2 separate regions of the Homo sapiens genome follow, and region 1 is linked to region 2. A link is a loop called in an ENCODE intact Hi-C map of the cell type or tissue named here. Cell type or tissue: gastrocnemius medialis. All regions are shown on one strand. Links, peaks and the distances in the headings refer to the core of each region. The heading gives the core; the rest is flanking DNA.

Region 1 (8,328 bases), core at 106-8,105, 59 kb after region 2:
GGCCCCAGAGTGTTGTTCCCCTTGAAGTGTTCATGTGTTCTCATCACTCAGCTCCCACTTATAAGTAAGAACATCCAGTATTTGGTTTTCTGTTCCTATATTAGTTTGCTGAAGATAATGGCTTCCAGCTCCATCCATGTCCTTGCAAAGGACATGATCTTGTTCCTTTTTATGGCTGCATAATATTCCATGATACATATGTACCACATTTTCTCTATCCAATCTGCATTGATGGGCATTTAGGTTGATTCCATGTCTTTTCTATTTTGAGTAGTGCTGCAATGAACATAAGGGTGCATGTATCTTTATAATAGGATAATTTATATTCCTTTGAGTATATACCTGGTAATGGGATTCCTGGGTCAAATGGTATTTCTGCCTCTAGGTCTTTGAGGAATCGCCACACTGTCTTCCACAATGGTTGACCTAATTTACACTCCCAACAGTGTAAAAGCATTCTTTTTTTCTGTACAACCTTGCTAGCATCTGTTGGTTTTTGACTTTTTGATAATAGCCATTCTGACTAGTGTGAGATGGTATCTCATTGTGGTATTTAACTGCATTTCTCTAACGATCAGTGATGTTGAGCTTTTTTTCATATGTTCGTTGACCATATGAATGTCTTCTTTTGAGAAGTATTTGTTCATATCCTTTGCCCACTTTTTAATGGTTTTTTTTTTGTAAATTGTTTGATGTTAGACCTTTGTCAGATGGATAGATTGCAAAATTTTTATCCCATTCTGTAGGTTGTCTGTTCACTCTGATGATAGTTTCTTTTGCTATGAAGAAGCTCTTTAGTTAAATTCGATCCTATTTGTCAATTTTTGCTTTGTTGCAATTGCTTTTGGCATTTTCATCATGAAATCTTTCCTGTGCCTATGTCCTGAATGGTATTGCTTGGATTTTCTTCTAGGGTTTTGATTCATCACATAAACAGAACTAAAGACAAAAACCACATGATTATTTCAATAGATGCAAAAAAGGCCTTTGGTAAAATTCAACATCCCTTCATATTAAAAACTCCCAATAAACTAGGTATTGAAGGAACAGACCTCAAAATAATAAAAGCCATATATGACAAACCCACAGCCAATATCATACTGAATGGGCAAAAGCTGGAAGCATTCCCCTTGAAAATAGGCATAAGGCAAGGATGCCATCTGTCACCACTCCTATTCAACATAGTATTGGAAGTTCTGGCCAGGGCAACCAGGTGAGAAAGAAATAAATGGTATTCACACAGGAAGAAAGGAAATCAAACTATCTTTGTTTGTAGATTACATGATCCTATATTTAGAAAATCCCATTGTCTCAGCCCAAAAGTTTCTTAAGCTGATAAACAACTTCAGCAAAGTCTCAGGATACAAAATCAATGTGCAGAAATCACTGGCATTCCTATACACCAACAACATGCAAGCCGAGAGCCAAATCATGAATGAACTCCCATTCATAATTGCCACACACACACCTAAGCACACAGCTAACAAGGGAAATGAAGGACCTTTTCAAAGAGAACTACAAAGCACTGCTCAAGGAAATCAGAGATGACACAAACAAATGGAAAAACATTTCATGCTCATGGATAGGAAGAATCAATATAGTGAAAATGGCCATACTGCCTAAAGCAATTTATAGATTCAATGATATTCACATTAAATGACCATTGACATTCTTCACGGAATTAGAAAAAAAGTATTTAAAAATTCATATGGAAGCAAAAAAGAGCCTGAGTAGCCAAGACAATCCTAAGCAGAAAGAACAAAGATGGAGGCATCATACTACCTGACTTCAAACTATACGACAAAGGTACGGTAACCAAAACAGCATGCTATTGGTACAAAAACAGACATATAGACCAATGGAACAGAATAGAGATCTCAGAAATAAGACTTCACACCTACAACCATCTGATCTTCGACAAACCTGACAAAAACAAGTAATGGGGAGAGGATTCCCTATTTAATAAATGGTGCTGAAAACACTCGCTAGCCATATGCAGAAAATTGAACCTGTACCTCTTCCTTACACCATATACAAAAATCAACTCAATATGGATTAAAGACTGAAATGTAAAATCCATTTTCAAACATAGCGCATCATGATGCTAGTTAAGTATCTTAGGTGGGATCCCTAGAAATAGTCACTGAGACAAGGATTTAAATGCAAGCAGGAAAGTAACCCCCAAAGCACCGGGGGGAGGGAAGAAGAGAGACAAAGAAGAGAAGAAGCCGATAAAAGGAGTATTATCAAGTAGCTATCAATGTGGGCAACTGGGGCTCCATCTATGGGAAACTATGGAAGACAGAGTTTTCCAAGCCAGGAGGAAGGAAGCTGGGATATTTATCTTCCATCTTCCCATCTTTCTTTTTCTGAGGGCTACCTCTGGGAGCATTAATTCTCCAGTGTTCTGGCTTGTCCCATGCACAAGCAGAGTCACAGGTTTGTATAGCAGGCAGTCTTTGGTCTGTGGAGGAAGTATTGAGGGGCTTTGGACAGGGGACCAAGAGAGCTTGCTGCAATATGATTTTACAAATAAGGTACATCCTCCACCCTTGCCCTAAACCTCACCAAGAGTCTGATGTGCAATCCAGAGTTAGGAATCACTGTGCTGGTGTGCTATGACAAGGTTTTTGGATAATGCTGGAGATGGTCATTATGAGATGAATAAAAAAAATTAATGAAGTGCCCTGTGGGAGACAGTTTTCCATGGGTCTGTCATGTTTCTGCACATCTTGCCAGGAAAAGCACAGGCTCCTTTTATTCCTGACTACCTTTTCAAGGTTGTTTGCTTAGTTAATAGTTTGAGAAGATAAAGGTATCTCCCTCTGGAGCAAAGGACACCTTTGTTTACTATCCAATATAATAAAGACAAGGCCTTCCTCTGGATCAAAATTTAGGCATTATTATGCCTATTATAAAAGATTCAGGATGCCTAAGCTAGAGATCCCTTCTCTCCTGTAATGCAACCCACTGTGTGTGCAGGCATCACCTGGCCTTCTTTACATTACCCTGTAGGAATTAGGATTCACGGGACTGGTGCCAATGTTGATTCTCTGGTTACTGCTTATTTTTGTGAGTAATGAACTATCCTTTGTCTCTGACCCAGGAGTCTTGTGTCTTCTGCCAGCATCCATGAAACAGTGGCAGCTAGCTTGCTGGCTTGCAAGAAGGACAGAATCTGAGCTCCTTCACAGTTCTTGACACCTCTTCCCTAATCCCCCACCCCAAAGTCCGTGGTCATCATGTAGTTGATGAAAAGAGACATGAGATTTCCTGCTCGGGAGCTCATAATCTACTTGAGGAAATAAGACAAATGAGTAGGAAATAAGAAATTATCTACAACACTGCCTGATGAATAACAGCATAGTCCTTGAGTAGAGGCTCTGAGAGTGGATGGGAGGGAGGGAAGGGTATTTTAGGTGTGAAGAAGATCTGGAGCAAAGCAGGGAGTAAACACAGGGTGTCCAGGACAGTCCTGGGCTAGGTGAGGGTTGGCCCTAACACAGAGAGTCAGGAGTGCCCAGTTGGGGAATGCAGACTGGGCTCTGTGGGTCATGGGGAGTTCTAGAAGCCCCTATATCGTGTTGCCTTTTTTTCTCATGTTCCACCCTTTTTCTTCTCTAGGACTCACTGACCTGACCCCTCCATCTCCCCAACTCACTGTGCCCCAAGGTATCTTGGAAAAATCCCCAAAGAAGATATGGCAGTTTTGTTTGTGTGGCCTGTGAGCTGGGATGGGAGCTGAGTCCAGAGTCCATAAGAGCCCCCACCCACTCTCCTGGGCAGCAACGAAAGACCACCAGGAATGTCCAACAGGGAATAGATTTATGGCCAAGCTAGGAGGAGCATCCCTGTGAAGACACCTACGGAGTCGTTTCGACAGGAGAATTTACAAGCGCCCTCCTTCGCTTGCTACTGAGTGGAAAAATACACTGAGCCCAGAGCAGTGAACTCCTTGCCAAGGCCTGTGACTCATCTCCAAGTCATAAATAACGGGTCCCTCATGACAAAGCAGAGAAGGGAGCCGGGCCCAGGGCCACGTATTTATTAGAAAAGAGAGTGGAACCATTAGTCGGGGGCTTGGTTTCCAGGAAACTCAAACCACACCACAGTAGAGAAGGTCAGGAGGCCCTTCCACAGGAATTCAGACCTGACATTTTTTTCATATTCTCAAACTTTCATGTGGGGAGGAGACCCCTGCTACATCCACCAGAGGCATCCCCTGGCCACCCAGTTCCATGGGCCAGGAGGAGTCTTGCTGTTTCCCAGGCCCTGGGGGCCACTCCACCATCCCCTGCCCCTGATACTTTTGATGGCGACCAGGGGAGGCAGAACCGCCTGTCTCGGTGGCCCCACTGACATCAGGAAACGTTTAGTGCCTGAGAAGTGTGACCTCTGACGAGTTACGACTCCTCCTGAGGCCTCCATTTCACAAACCTTCCAGGACCGCTGTCAGAATGAGGTGGGGGAGTAGACTCAGGACCGTGCAAGCCCATGGGATGAGCTCACAGCCATGAGCGGCATGGTCTAAGGGAAGAAGGAAAGAGAAGAGAAGAGAAAAGTTGGCTCTGCTGGTCTCTCCCTCTGGGTTGTTCCCCTTGTCTCTGTGCTCTTCTCTGTCTCTGATTATAAAGGACTCAGAATCTAAAGGATAATAGATGCAGATGGATGGAACAATAAATCGTGTGGACTGTTGATAAAACCTTTGTGCTTGAAGAAAATACAACTGTGTGTGGTTCTGAGAAGGCTGAACTCATCATCTCCCCCTAAACCCACTCGTGTGTGGTCAACACCACCTCCCTAGTTGTTCAGGCCAGAAAAATGTGTGTCTAGGTTGATACCCCACATCACCCCTACTTCCTGCAGCAATGACCTTTGCTCTCCCCAACTTCTCTTCCTTGGTCCCCACCCCTCCCACCCCTGCCACCCCTCCCACCCCTGCCACCCCTGCCCTGGCTCAGGACACTGACATCCTTCACCCGATAGCATAGGTCTGAGCACATTGCACTCCCAACCCTTTGGTGGCCTCCCCTGATCTTCTGGCTCAAGTCCACTCTCTTCAGACCCCAAATGCAGGCCTGGTGGTGCTATTCCTTCTCTCTTGTTCACGGCTCAAGGCCAGGGGCTGGCGCCTCCTTCTGCATGCTCCTTCCTCAGAGTCCCTGCCCATGCAGACACTTCCCTTAGCCTCCCGAAGCCTTGGTGGCCCCTAACTGCTCGTACTCATCTGTGTCCCCACCCTGGCCATGCACTCCTTCAGGCAGGGGCCATCTTACTCATCTAATCCTTCCTGGCTGCACAGAACCTGGCCTGCAAATGACAGCTGGGGAGAGCTCAAGGAGTGAATGATATGAATGGCTGAAGAGATGAATGAAGTGATGAATCAATCCTGCCTGCATGACAGCTCTTGGCACAGACAGGAATGTGTGCTGCATCTGCTTCCCTGCTCTGAACTGTGCCCTATTTTCATTGCCTTCTTCTGGCCCTAACTAATGACTGGCCTTACACACAGAGGACTAATGGAAGCTCTGTGCGTGGGTCAGCTGTTTGATCTTTGCTACCTCAGCTGTTAGGGAAACTTCACTCTTCTACCCTGATCTATGCTGGGCATTTCAGACACTGCAGGAAGGTCAGGAACATTTATTGTGTTTCCAGGGTCCTGGTTCTGAGATATCGAGGCTGGAAATGCATCCCCCCAGGTGTGTTTCCATGTGCACTGCAATCACAGAGCATGAGCATTGAAGCAGAATGAAATCGCGACACTCAGACCTGAGAAGCGTCACAGGAGTGCTTTGGACCAACATCTTCACTGTACTGATGAGGTCCTTGGAGGCAAGGGCTCGACCTGCAGTCCCCCGTGTTGGTGAGAGGCAGCCCTAGAATCCCAGGTTCCTGACTCCCAGTCCATGCTCACTAGTGAGCCTTTCATGCTCGGCAGTTCCCTCAGCTGTCTCCTCTTGCCACTGCCCCTCCTCCTGATGTTCAGGAGCCCTGGGCTGCTCAAGCTCCCTCTCATTCAGCCAGTGTTGCCTACAAACTCTCTCTCCAGGTATTGCCAGCCTCACTGTTTTCCAGTTCTGTTTATTGTTTATTTTTGCAGATAGTTATCTGCCTCCCATCTAGTATGTGGGGCATAGAATCTATTGCAGGGACAAAGAGACCTCAGCCTTGGTGATAACAGGTTTGGGTCTCAGAATCCCAGGGCTTAGAATCACCTTCTTGGGACTTATTCAAGTCAGCAGGTCATCCAGGTGCATCGCTGATCCTGTTTCAACTTCTCGCAGGCTCAGAAAGGGCTGAGAAGGACCCAGAGTGGAATTACTACAGGCTCATCCATCTCAGTGGGGCTAAGGGTGCTCACTGATCAGGGAGGGAGAGCACACCCGGCTAAAGGCCATAAACAGAAGAGAGACAAGTTTGGATAAATATGAGGCAAACTCTGTGCTTGACTCTTGAGTCTTCACCACTTAAGTTTTCAGCATCAAGAGGATCCACTTTGGGAGGACTTCCTGGAGGAGATAAACTCTGGGAAAGTTCACTGGGAACCTGGGAGAAGGTGGACTGGGAGAAGAGGAGGGACAGAAGCTGGAAGAATGTCCCCCTAGTCCTGGGACCTCGATTAATGCTGGGGCTGAAGTGTCACCATATTTAGCTCAGGGAGTGGAAGGCCTCATCCTCTGTAGGGTGGGAGAGACCGGGAGGCTTAGATTCAACCTAGAGGGGTTATTCAGGCTGATGTCTTGGGCTGTAGCCCTTGGCATGGAATCTTCAGCCTTAGGTTCCAGAGGGACATTACCTCCCCACCATGACCCTCCTGAGCCAGGTCTCAGCCTAAGCTGCTGCCACTGCCCATTGCTTGAATGGGCTTGAATGTTTATTCCCCTCAAAACTCATGTTGGAATTCAGTTGCCATTGTAACAGTATTAAGAGGTGGGGCCTAATGGGAGTTGTTTAGGTCATGAGGGCATCACTCTTACCAATGGAGTCATGCTGCTATATGAAGTGCATGTGGGTTCACTTCTTCTGCCTTGTGCCATGTAAGGACACAGCAAGAAGGTCTTACCAAGATGCTGACACCTTGATCTCAGACTGTGCAGCCTTCAGAACTGTGAGAAATACATTTCTGTTCTTTATAAATGTTCCAGTCTCAGGTATTCTGTTTTAGCAGCACAAATGAGCTAAAATACCCATCAAACAGTTACTCTGGAGGGAGACACGCAGTCTCCCAGTGAGCAGATACAACCACCAGTCCATCTTTTCTCCTATCCTAGTAGGGGTCAATTGCATAAGTAGGGGAATGAGTGTTTGAGAAATACAGTTCTAGAGGTGGGATTTGAGGCAGCAGCCATGAGCTTGAGTATAAATAATGCTCGAGGAAGGAAGCAGGCTGGTCGCATTGCCTCTGCACACTGCACCTGAACAGCGAGGGCTCTCAGGGGGTTCTCCAGTTTGGAAAAAAGTCGGTACTACTGGTTTTTCCAGCCATGTTTTCTGCCTCGGCCCATCTTCACCCTGTTTTTTAGATATATCCAACTCTGGAAGGATCTACATATTCCCAGTTCTTGCCCAGGCTGTTTTCTCTGCCCTTTCTACCAACTTCCTACCCCCATTTCAGCCTTCATCCTCTGGGTAACTCCTACCTGGTCTTCCAGAGCACGCCCACGTAACAGGCACGCCGTAAGTGTTGAACCAAACACCAGACACTGCTCAGGGGCCATAGGAACTGAGAGAGCTGAGTTCAAGCTCTCTAAGTTCTCTTTGCAGAGAATCCCCTGCACCTAATTTGCTTGTGATCTTGGGCAAATCACTCCCATTCTGTGGCCTCAACTTCTTTATCTGTCAATGAGGCTGCTGAGCTGGCTGAGCTGTGAGCCTTCCAGCTCTGACACACACCCTGGGTGGCAGCGAGGCCAAGGTCCCGGCCCCAGGCTCTCTCCCTGGCCTGCCTCACTCTCCCCAGCCGGGAGGAACATCCTGAACAGCGTTAAGAATAATAAACACGGGCTGATAAACATCAATAGGCCCGCCTGGTGCCAAAAAGAAAAGAGGGAAGACTGCATTGCTGGCTGGAGCCTCCCTGGACCACGGAGCTGCTGCCAGTTCCTTAATCATCTGGAGACAGCCAGCCGGCTCCCCCAGCCCCGCCCTGGGCCCAGGGCAGGCAAAGGCCAGGCCAGGCCCCGGGGAAGCCAGCCACTAGGTCCTCAGCCACAGCTAGCCACAGATGCCCCACCCCCTCTATGCCAGGGCCTCTCTTTGTATGGGGATGTTATGTTACTGCCTTGCTCGAAACTGTCAGTGGCTTACCGTTGCCCACAAGGCAGAGCA
Region 2 (8,328 bases), core at 53-8,052:
ATATTTATGCCCTCGGACTCTGTCATCCGACTTCTAAAATCCTTCTAAATAAATAACCCAATAAATTTTAAAAGTCTAGGTTCTGGGATATTTGTTGCAGCATTATTTACCCTATCAAAGAGTTGGAAACAACCTAAATGAACCAAAATAAGTAGTTTACTAAATAATTATGGTCAACCATCCCATACAATGTTTGGCAGTCATTAAAAACCGAACTTTAAAGAATAGACAACTACATAGTGAAATATATTCCGAAGTGAAAAAAGCCATCTATGGAACTGTATATGCACAGTGTGACATTTCATAAGCTTGCAGAGAAAATCAGCTATGATGCATGCAAATGTTAACAGTGCTTGTCTCCATGTAGTGGAAGTAGGGGTGGCAGTCTCCCTTCTTTATACATTTCTGAAGTTTCCAAATGTTTTACAAAGAGCAGGTGCTGCTTTTATGTTCAGAAACCCTACATCTTTTTTTTTAAATAATGAAGTGGCCCTTATGTTTTTTCTGGCCTGGTTACTCTCCAGGCCACTGAGCAGAGCCTTCGTGCCCCTAACCAAGTGCTCTCTGTCCCCTCAGGGCAAGCTGGAAATGACCTTGGAGATTGTAGCAGAGAGTGAGCATGAGGAGCGGCCTGCTGGCCAGGGCCGGGATGAGCCCAACATGAACCCTAAGCTTGAGGACCCAAGGTCAGTGCCCAGCCCCTGAGCCCCAATGCCCACAGGTCTGGGGGTATAGGCCACAGTCCAGGAGGCATCCCATTGCATGGCCATGTAGAAGTCACAAAGCCCACGTGGCTCAGAGAGGGGCACGACTCATCCAAGGCCACACAGTAAGTTAGGGGGAAGGTGATGGGCATCTGTCCAGAGAACACTGGGCTCAGCGAATTCAAGATGCAGGTGCTATTGGGTACCTGTTGGTTGTGTGCCAAGCATGCTATCCTATGCATGTGTACATTGTGCTATGGAACCTTCCCTGCAGGGTAGTTGTTATTATCCCCATTTTACAGATGAGGAACAATCTCAGCAAAGTTAAATAAGGGCATTCCAGCTAGGACAGTGGTGAAGCAGAAATGCTCTCACCTGGTCTGATTGGCTCCAGAGCCCGATCAAGGTCTTGACCCTACCAAGCTGCCTTCGGTGGCTCTCCTATGGTGCCAGTGTGACTTTCAAATGGTTTTTCAGCCTTCATTTTTCCATCTGTGAAATGGGGAGCCCAATCCCTGTCTTCCCTACATCACAGACCTCTTGGGGAGATAGACCAAGCCAATGGATGTAGATGCTGTGAAGGCAGTTACAGGGGCAGAGTCACTGAAAGATGGCTGTGGGGGCTCAGGAATGTGTTTGCTGGATCCCGCCCCACCAGCCTACTTGGCTCAAGTTGGATTTAGCATAGATGGCTCAGTTAGTCACCATGCTGTGATTAGCACCGTGTGCCTGAGTGCCATGGGGCTGGCAGAGCAGTGAGAGGCACCCTTGCCTAAGGATGCTGGGATCTGCACAGGAAGAAAAGAGAGACCCGTGAGACACCAGTGTGCAATCTGATGTTAACGGGGCCATGATGGAGACCCAGAATCCTCCACGTATTTTGAGATGTGGAGCTGGCCTAGGGAAAGGTTTTGAGATTCTTGGTTGTGAGAGAACCAGCTTCCTATGTTCTCTTCCCACCGTTGTTCCCTGAGCATGGACTAGCCATGTGCATCTGGGCAGGTGTCTTGGCTTATCTGGGGCTCGGTGGGCTGGAGAGCACTTTGAAGCACTGCCCAGCTCCTAAATCTGCAGTTTGTGATTAAGTCCTGGGTCAGGAATGGGTGAGGGCACCAAGGAAGGTGTCCTGGAGAGGATGGCAGAGAAACTGGGCCACTGAGGATGCTTAGGGCTTGGCAGCACCCAGAAGAGGAGGGCAGCACAGGTGGGGGTGATACTGTAGCAAGGGCTTGGGGGAGAGGGAATGCAAGGTGCAAAGGGCTAGTTTAGGGACAGGGCCTGGGCAGGCGCTGGGGGTGGACTGTGGAGGGCCAGGCCATTGGACCTGCTGTTGAGAGAAGAGTTTGGAGAAAGCAGCCCTAGTAAAGGATGCCCAGTTGACCTCCGGGATCTCGCTTCCAGGCGCCCCGACACCTCCTTCCTGTGGTTTACCTCCCCATACAAGACCATGAAGTTCATCCTGTGGCGGCGTTTCCGGTGGGCCATCATCCTCTTCATCATCCTCTTCATCCTGCTGCTGTTCCTGGCCATCTTCATCTACGCCTTCCCGGTGAGCAGGCCTGACGACACTGTGGTGGGGGAACTCTGGGTCTAATGGGGGAGTTCATCATTGTCCTCAAAGAGCTCTCCCAGTCTAATGGAGAGAAGTAACCTCTGTCCTTGGAGAGCCCCTGGTCTGATGAGGATACAGAGCCCAGCTCTGGGGAGTCTCCAATCTGGTAGGTGTACAAAGTTCTACCCTTGGAGGCTCTTAGTCCAGTGAGAGAAACTGAGTTCTTGCCCTTCATGGTGAGACAAAGCTGTCCTCAGCAAGCCCCTAGAATTTGTAATGAAGGGGTTAGGAGAAGATGAGGCCCTTTGGGTTGCGGTGGGCAGGGGGACTTTCTGGAAGGGAGGTGTGGAACTGGGTCTGAAAGGAAGGTGAGATGTTGATGGCAGAGCAGAGAAGGTCCCTTTGTCTTAACAGCAGTTGCAAATCCAGAGGAAGGGAGGAGCTGGGGCTGGGAGAGCATCTCAGGGTCCACCTGAGGCACTCAATAGAGTGTGTCCTGCCTCCTGCAGCAGGTGGGCATAGGGAAGCTGTCGGGGAGCGGGAGGCTGGCCCAGGAGCCCTTACTTGGCTCGGTGCCCATTTGGGTTTCCTTTCACTTGGTAAGAAGCCAATTGATGAGCTTGTGGGGCCATACCAGAGGTGGCTGTCGTGCCCTTGCTCTGTGGGGCCCTGCCTGGGGGAGGAAGGTCCCTGCCTGTGCTTCCCCAGCCCGCACAGCTCATCAGGGAACCCGGATCACCAGGGAGCCTCCCCCAGTGTCTCTGATACTTTAGACCTTGAAGGGGTTGCAGCATTCTCAGGCTGACACCTGATTTCTAATGCTCTTTAAAATTTAAAAGAAATCTTTTTAATATGAAAACTCCAACCCTATATAAAAGTGGAGAGAATGGTGTAATCCACCCCTTGAGGACCTTATGTTGGTGGCAAAGACGCAAACACCCAGAGAAGGAAAGGGCCTGGCCGTAGGCTGCACAGTATTCCATGCACACTCCCAATCCAGGGCTCACTGTGATTCCCACTTCAGGCCTCAGTCCTGGTCAGCACCAGGCCACTGGCCCAGAGCATTGATCCCATGGCAGACAGGCTGCTTGGGGAACTGCCCCCAGGTGAGCTCTTTGCTCTGTGAGTCCTCCAGGAGGAGGAAAGGGCAAGAGCCCCTCCATCCCACTGCAGCTGGCTATGCCCATGTCTGCAGAATGCATCTCAGAGAGGAAGAGAGTTATAACCACACAGCTTTCCATGCAGTTCTAACAGCTGAACTGAGAGGAGCTGGGGAAAGGATGTCTGGTTTGGATGTCCGGACCAGCTACCATCTGGGCCATAGTGACTAAGGAGAGTCTAGAACCAGGGTGGTGAAGGGTCTGCCTACAGGCCAGGCCTGCTAAGCTGGCTGTGGTCACCTGAGGCGCAATGGAGAAATGTTTCTGAGGTTCTGAGGTTTGTCCATCAGCAAAATCTGACTGTGGTCCAGGGTAGATCTAGGTTGCAGGGACTCGAGGTGTGTACGATGTGGGAGGCCTCTTTAAGCCAAGGGAGACGAGATTACAAATATAAGCTGAGATACAGGACTGTGGAAGAGTGTGTGCACGTGTGGTGTCCTGCAGCATGAGCTGTTGCTGTGACCTGAGATCCGGGGTCAGGCCCCAGGACTTCTGCCTGGTGTCTCCTGCCCAGGGGGCACCCTTCCCAGCCTGCCTCAAGCTCCTCCTCCCATTCGGAGCCCAGCTGGCCAGTGTTCAGTTAGCCACAGAGACTCTAAGCACGTGTGTGCGTCTGGGAGGTAAGGGCGTGTTTTGGGGATGAGGGAGAAGAGGATGAGGCCTCATGCCACTGGGGAGTGCTCACTTCCCTGGGGAGACATTGAAACCAGAGAGTAAGGAAAAGTACTGTGGATGATCAAATGCTCTTTTGGGAGGCTCAGGCCGTGGGAGTTTAGGAAGAGAAGAGCTGCTGCAGACCCTCGCCCTTGGTGTAGTCGGAGGACTAGCAGCAGTAGCACCAGGGAACTCACTAGAAACTCAGAGTCCCCGGCCGGCCCCGGCCTGCTGAGGGGGAATCTGCATGTAGGCACATGATGGTTGGAGAAACCCTGTTGGATGTGACAGAGCTCTGTCGCTGGAGTCAGGATTATGGACTCTTCCTGTGACCTTGGCAAATCCCTCCTGCTCACATGAGGAAGGGGCTGCACTAGGTTAGCTCTGGCCTTCTGTGGCTGGGACTGTGCTTAGGGGAGCACTGTCATCTTCCCTGGCTGCTGTATATTAAGCCAAGCCTCCTTCTGAAAAGCCAAGGGGAGGGGAAAGGCAGGTCCAAAGTGGCATCACCACCACCCATGACATGCCTAAGCCCAGCCCCTGCCAGCTGCACCCTGCACTGCTAGGCTACTGGGCAGCAGATCTAGGCCTCCAGGGGCCTGGGGAAGGAGGCCCTGCTGCCTGGCTGGGAGAGGAAGGAAAGATTTCCAGTCACTTCCAGCCTGTGGTCCTTCCTCATCGCTGTGGGCAGAAGCAGAGTGGTACTGTGGGGGGCCTGGTCAGAGCTCCTCCCTGTCTCCTGTCCCCCCAGCAGCGGGCCACTCTCCTTTGAGTTCTTCTGGAAGTTGTCCTCTTTAAAATATGGACCCTGCTTCCCCTCTCCCAGGGCTGGTGTGGGGATGTCAGATCCTAGGTAAGGGGTCTAGGGATGAAGGGGGTGGCCTGGGCCTGAGGCTGCAGACTGGCTTTGCTCACAGGTCTTTGCTACAAGCTGAGCACATCCTGCCTCCTTCCACCCAAGTCACTCATTCATTTGGCCAGTACCAGATGATGAGGGCCGGGCCCTGGTGACCCTCACCTGGCTTTCAGGCCATGGGACAGAGGCTGCCTGCCCCAAGCCAGGGCCTAGTGGAGAGGGGCCCAAGGACAGGGCAGCTTCCTCCAGTTGGCCTAATCCCCTACCCTCTTGGAAATTCCCTTGGGAGGGGTATGAGGGGGCAGCCTGTCTGATTCCTCTCAGCTTCCCCCTCAGAGCCAGCCGGGAGCAGGGCCAGCGTGGGGAGGCAGGAGGCGTTTGGCGGGGAAGGAGGGCCGGCTCTGTTTCCAGAGTTGGCTTTCCCCAGCCGGCGCTGGGGAACATACTGTCCCAATTAGGAGCCCTGTATTGTGTTGTATGTGTTTTCATGGTTTTTGGGGGGAGAAGTGGGGAGGGGAGGATACTGTCAATCCTGCAGCAGGCAGGGCTCAATCAAGGGTGCCCTGTCTCTAGTGCTGGGCTGTGCCGTGGGTCATCCACGACAGCCCATCCCCAACTCTCTCTCTGCTTTCTGGACAGGGGTGTGATGACCCGTAAGCCCTGGGCTGCCATGTGGGGGAGGACCCTGGGCCCCACCTTCAGCACCTGTCTGATGGAAGAGGCCAGGTCCAGGGTGCTCAGAGTCCTCTGGGCAGTCAGCTGGAACCTGGAAATGGGCCTGGCTTGATGGGGGAGAAGACAGAGCAATTTGGGCAGCTTTGGCCCCCAGGTGGGAGGGTGCGGGTGGAGTTTCGGAGGGTATGGGTTTGCCTGATGGGCTGGAGCACTAGGCAGGGCGGAGTGTTGAGCCCCACATGGTATGGATGGCAAGTGGTGAGGGCGAGGCGTGGGCAGGTGGTTGAAGAGCCACGAGCGTCCTCTCCCAGCCTCTTGCCTGTTGGCAGCTTAGCCCCATCCTCTGAGCCCCAGGTCTGGGACAGCTGCTCTGGCTGTGCCTGCCCCAGTGGGATCACCATGGGTCCCTGTCTCCTCCCTCCCTCCAGAACTATGCTGCCATGAAGCTGGTGAAGCCCTTCAGCTGAGGACTCTCCTGCCCTGTAGAAGGGGCCGTGGGGTCCCCTCCAGCATGGGACTGGCCTGCCTCCTCCGCCCAGCTCGGCGAGCTCCTCCAGACCTCCTAGGCCTGATTGTCCTGCCAGGGTGGGCAGACAGACAGATGGACCGGCCCACACTCCCAGAGTTGCTAACATGGAGCTCTGAGATCACCCCACTTCCATCATTTCCTTCTCCCCCAACCCAACGCTTTTTTGGATCAGCTCAGACATATTTCAGTATAAAACAGTTGGAACCACACAGCAGTGTCAGTGTGTGTATCTCTACAGTACCTGAACAGGGAGTGACTGTGAAGGGGGATATGCCTGGGTGGGCGGGGAGGGTGGACGGGGTATGGGTGCTGCTTCCAGCCCAGCCTTCTGGAGGGAGAGGCAGCTGAGAAGCAGTGGGTGGGGCCCGTGGAACTGCTTCTTCTTTCACAAGACTGGTTGGGGGTGGGGTGGGCTTGGGGCTTGGTGTCTGGTTTGCCTTAGCCCCGGCCTCCTCTGCCTCCTCTCCAATCCAGGACTTTCCCCTTTCCCCCTGCCTTCTCCTTACTCGGGCACCCCCCCCGTCTCCCAGGCTGCCCTTTGCCTAGGAGGGCAGCTACCTGTATCTTCTGGTTTCTTTGACCATGCTAGGGAAGAGGTTCCATTTTATAGAAAGGGAACTCCAGTGGGGAGGGTTCGGCCAGAAATCCCCTAGGCAGGGAGGCCACTGTACCTCTGGCTTTGGCCTATTCCCATAGAATCCTGGGATTTCTTGCGATTCTCTCTCTCTGCTTCCTCTCTCTGCTTTAAGAATCCGATCTGGACAAAGACACCTTTTTCTTGTGGTCTAAAGCTTAGTTGTAGCCATTGGTTTGACATTTCCTGCAGGAATCAGGCTTAATCTACAGAAGCAGCAGGAACATACTTGGAGAGAAAGCCAAGCGCTTGAAAACATCACGTTTCCAAGAGTCTCCTGCATCTCTCGCCTGAGGGGCTGAACTCTGTGAGCACAGAGCTGGCAGCCTCCACTCCCGTTACCCAGCGGGTGTCCCCGGTTTTCCACGGTGACCCTGCATCCTGGCCCAGTCCTCCTTGGCTCTTCACTGATTGGCAGGACTGGGGGTGGTTGGGACAGGGTTGATGTCTGGAACCTGCCTGGGTGAGGGAGCTACACCTTGAAAGCAGGGTGCTTCTTACTTCAGGAGAGCTTCAGGCTAGAGGTGGCTATGAGTCCTGAGACCCTGACACCTGAACCCTAGAGCCAGGGGCCACGCCGCACGTAGGACACAGCAGGGACTGGGGTCAGAGCTTTTCTGGGAAGGTCAGTCTGGTGCTGAGCCTTCACTGAGCACACTAAGCATGCCTGTGGGGAGGCAGTGAGAGGAGGCTGGCCTTTAGGGAGGGCTAGAGGGAGAGGAAGGAAGGGGTGGGGCCACCACTTCAGGAGGCCCCGAGCGAGATTTTTAGGAGAGGGAAAACCTGAGAATATTTGAAGGGAGGAAGGAGGAAGCCACTTGTTAGGGAAAGATCAAAGACACAAGAAAGAGTATGAGGTAATTCATGGAATCAGTTTCTGGAGAAGGAGAGGAGGGGGTTTGCTTTGGAAAGAAGGTCTGTTTTGTCTTCCAGGGCGGAAAGGCAAGAGGAAATGAATGAATACCATGCAACTATCAGCTGGATTAAAAGAGCTTTAGGGGTCATTGTGCTCATTTTTTCATTTCTTCCTTCACTTTATTCTTGATTCTCTGGGTTGCAGGTAATGGAAAACCCCACTCAAGCTACGAAAGGGAATTCAATGGCTTTACAGAAATGAAACACCCAGATGATTGGTTTCAGGTAAAGGCTGATCCAGCTCCTCAATGTGAGATCATTGAGAGTTTGTGTTCTCAAGGTTGGCTTCAGTTTAAAGCTGGCTCCATTCATCGTGCTGGGCTTGAAGCTGCTCTCTGAGACCACATAGACCACTAAGAAAAACTCAGAGGGGGATGAGGAATGGATGGCAAGGGGACACCATCCCCAGCAAACGCGCCTTGAGATGCTCTATGTGGCAGGCCTAGAGCAAGGTCTGAGGATGAGTTGCATGTGACTCTTTGCCTTCCATAGCTCCCAGCACGGTGGGGAAATTGTTCCCTTTTGGGAGTATCAAAGAAGGAGTGCCCACTGCCCTGGGGAAGGAAGGGGCAGGAGACTCTCTCAAGAAGGGATACCATTTGAGTGGAGCATCGGACTGGCCCGGCGGCTAAGAGAGGAAAGGTGTTCT

The links. A loop is a pair of places that touch in the nucleus more often than their neighbours do. Peaks named below come from ENCODE experiments on the same cell type or tissue, not always from the same donor. Only the 100,000 strongest peaks of a DNase experiment are listed, where the experiment ranks them.
Region 1: it touches region 2 in a loop (3-fold over the local background); 2 of 110 quality-filtered maps call a loop at or near these places.

Annotation. Positions count from the first base shown.
Region 1 is chr2:71,739,080-71,747,407 of GRCh38, forward strand. It overlaps LOC124907827 (a long non-coding RNA gene), which reads left to right. Exons shown (of 2, transcript XR_007086966.1): 2 at 3,625-4,702. Among named protein-coding and RNA genes, the nearest start is that of DYSF, 280 kb to the left of the region's middle. In gastrocnemius medialis, for the core only: no CTCF peak of the experiment used is centred there; DNase peaks (open chromatin) are centred at 3,962 and 5,342; H3K27ac peaks cover 3,275 bases.
Region 2 is chr2:71,680,425-71,688,752 of GRCh38, forward strand. DYSF (dysferlin) reads left to right here. Exons shown (of 56, transcript NM_001130987.2): 54 at 577-686; 55 at 2,106-2,253; 56 at 6,030-6,339. The coding sequence ends at 6,068. Among named protein-coding and RNA genes, the nearest start is that of DYSF, 220 kb to the left of the region's middle. In gastrocnemius medialis, for the core only: no CTCF peak of the experiment used is centred there; DNase peaks (open chromatin) are centred at 3,957, 5,197, 5,307, 5,937 and 5 weaker places; H3K27ac peaks cover 4,877 bases.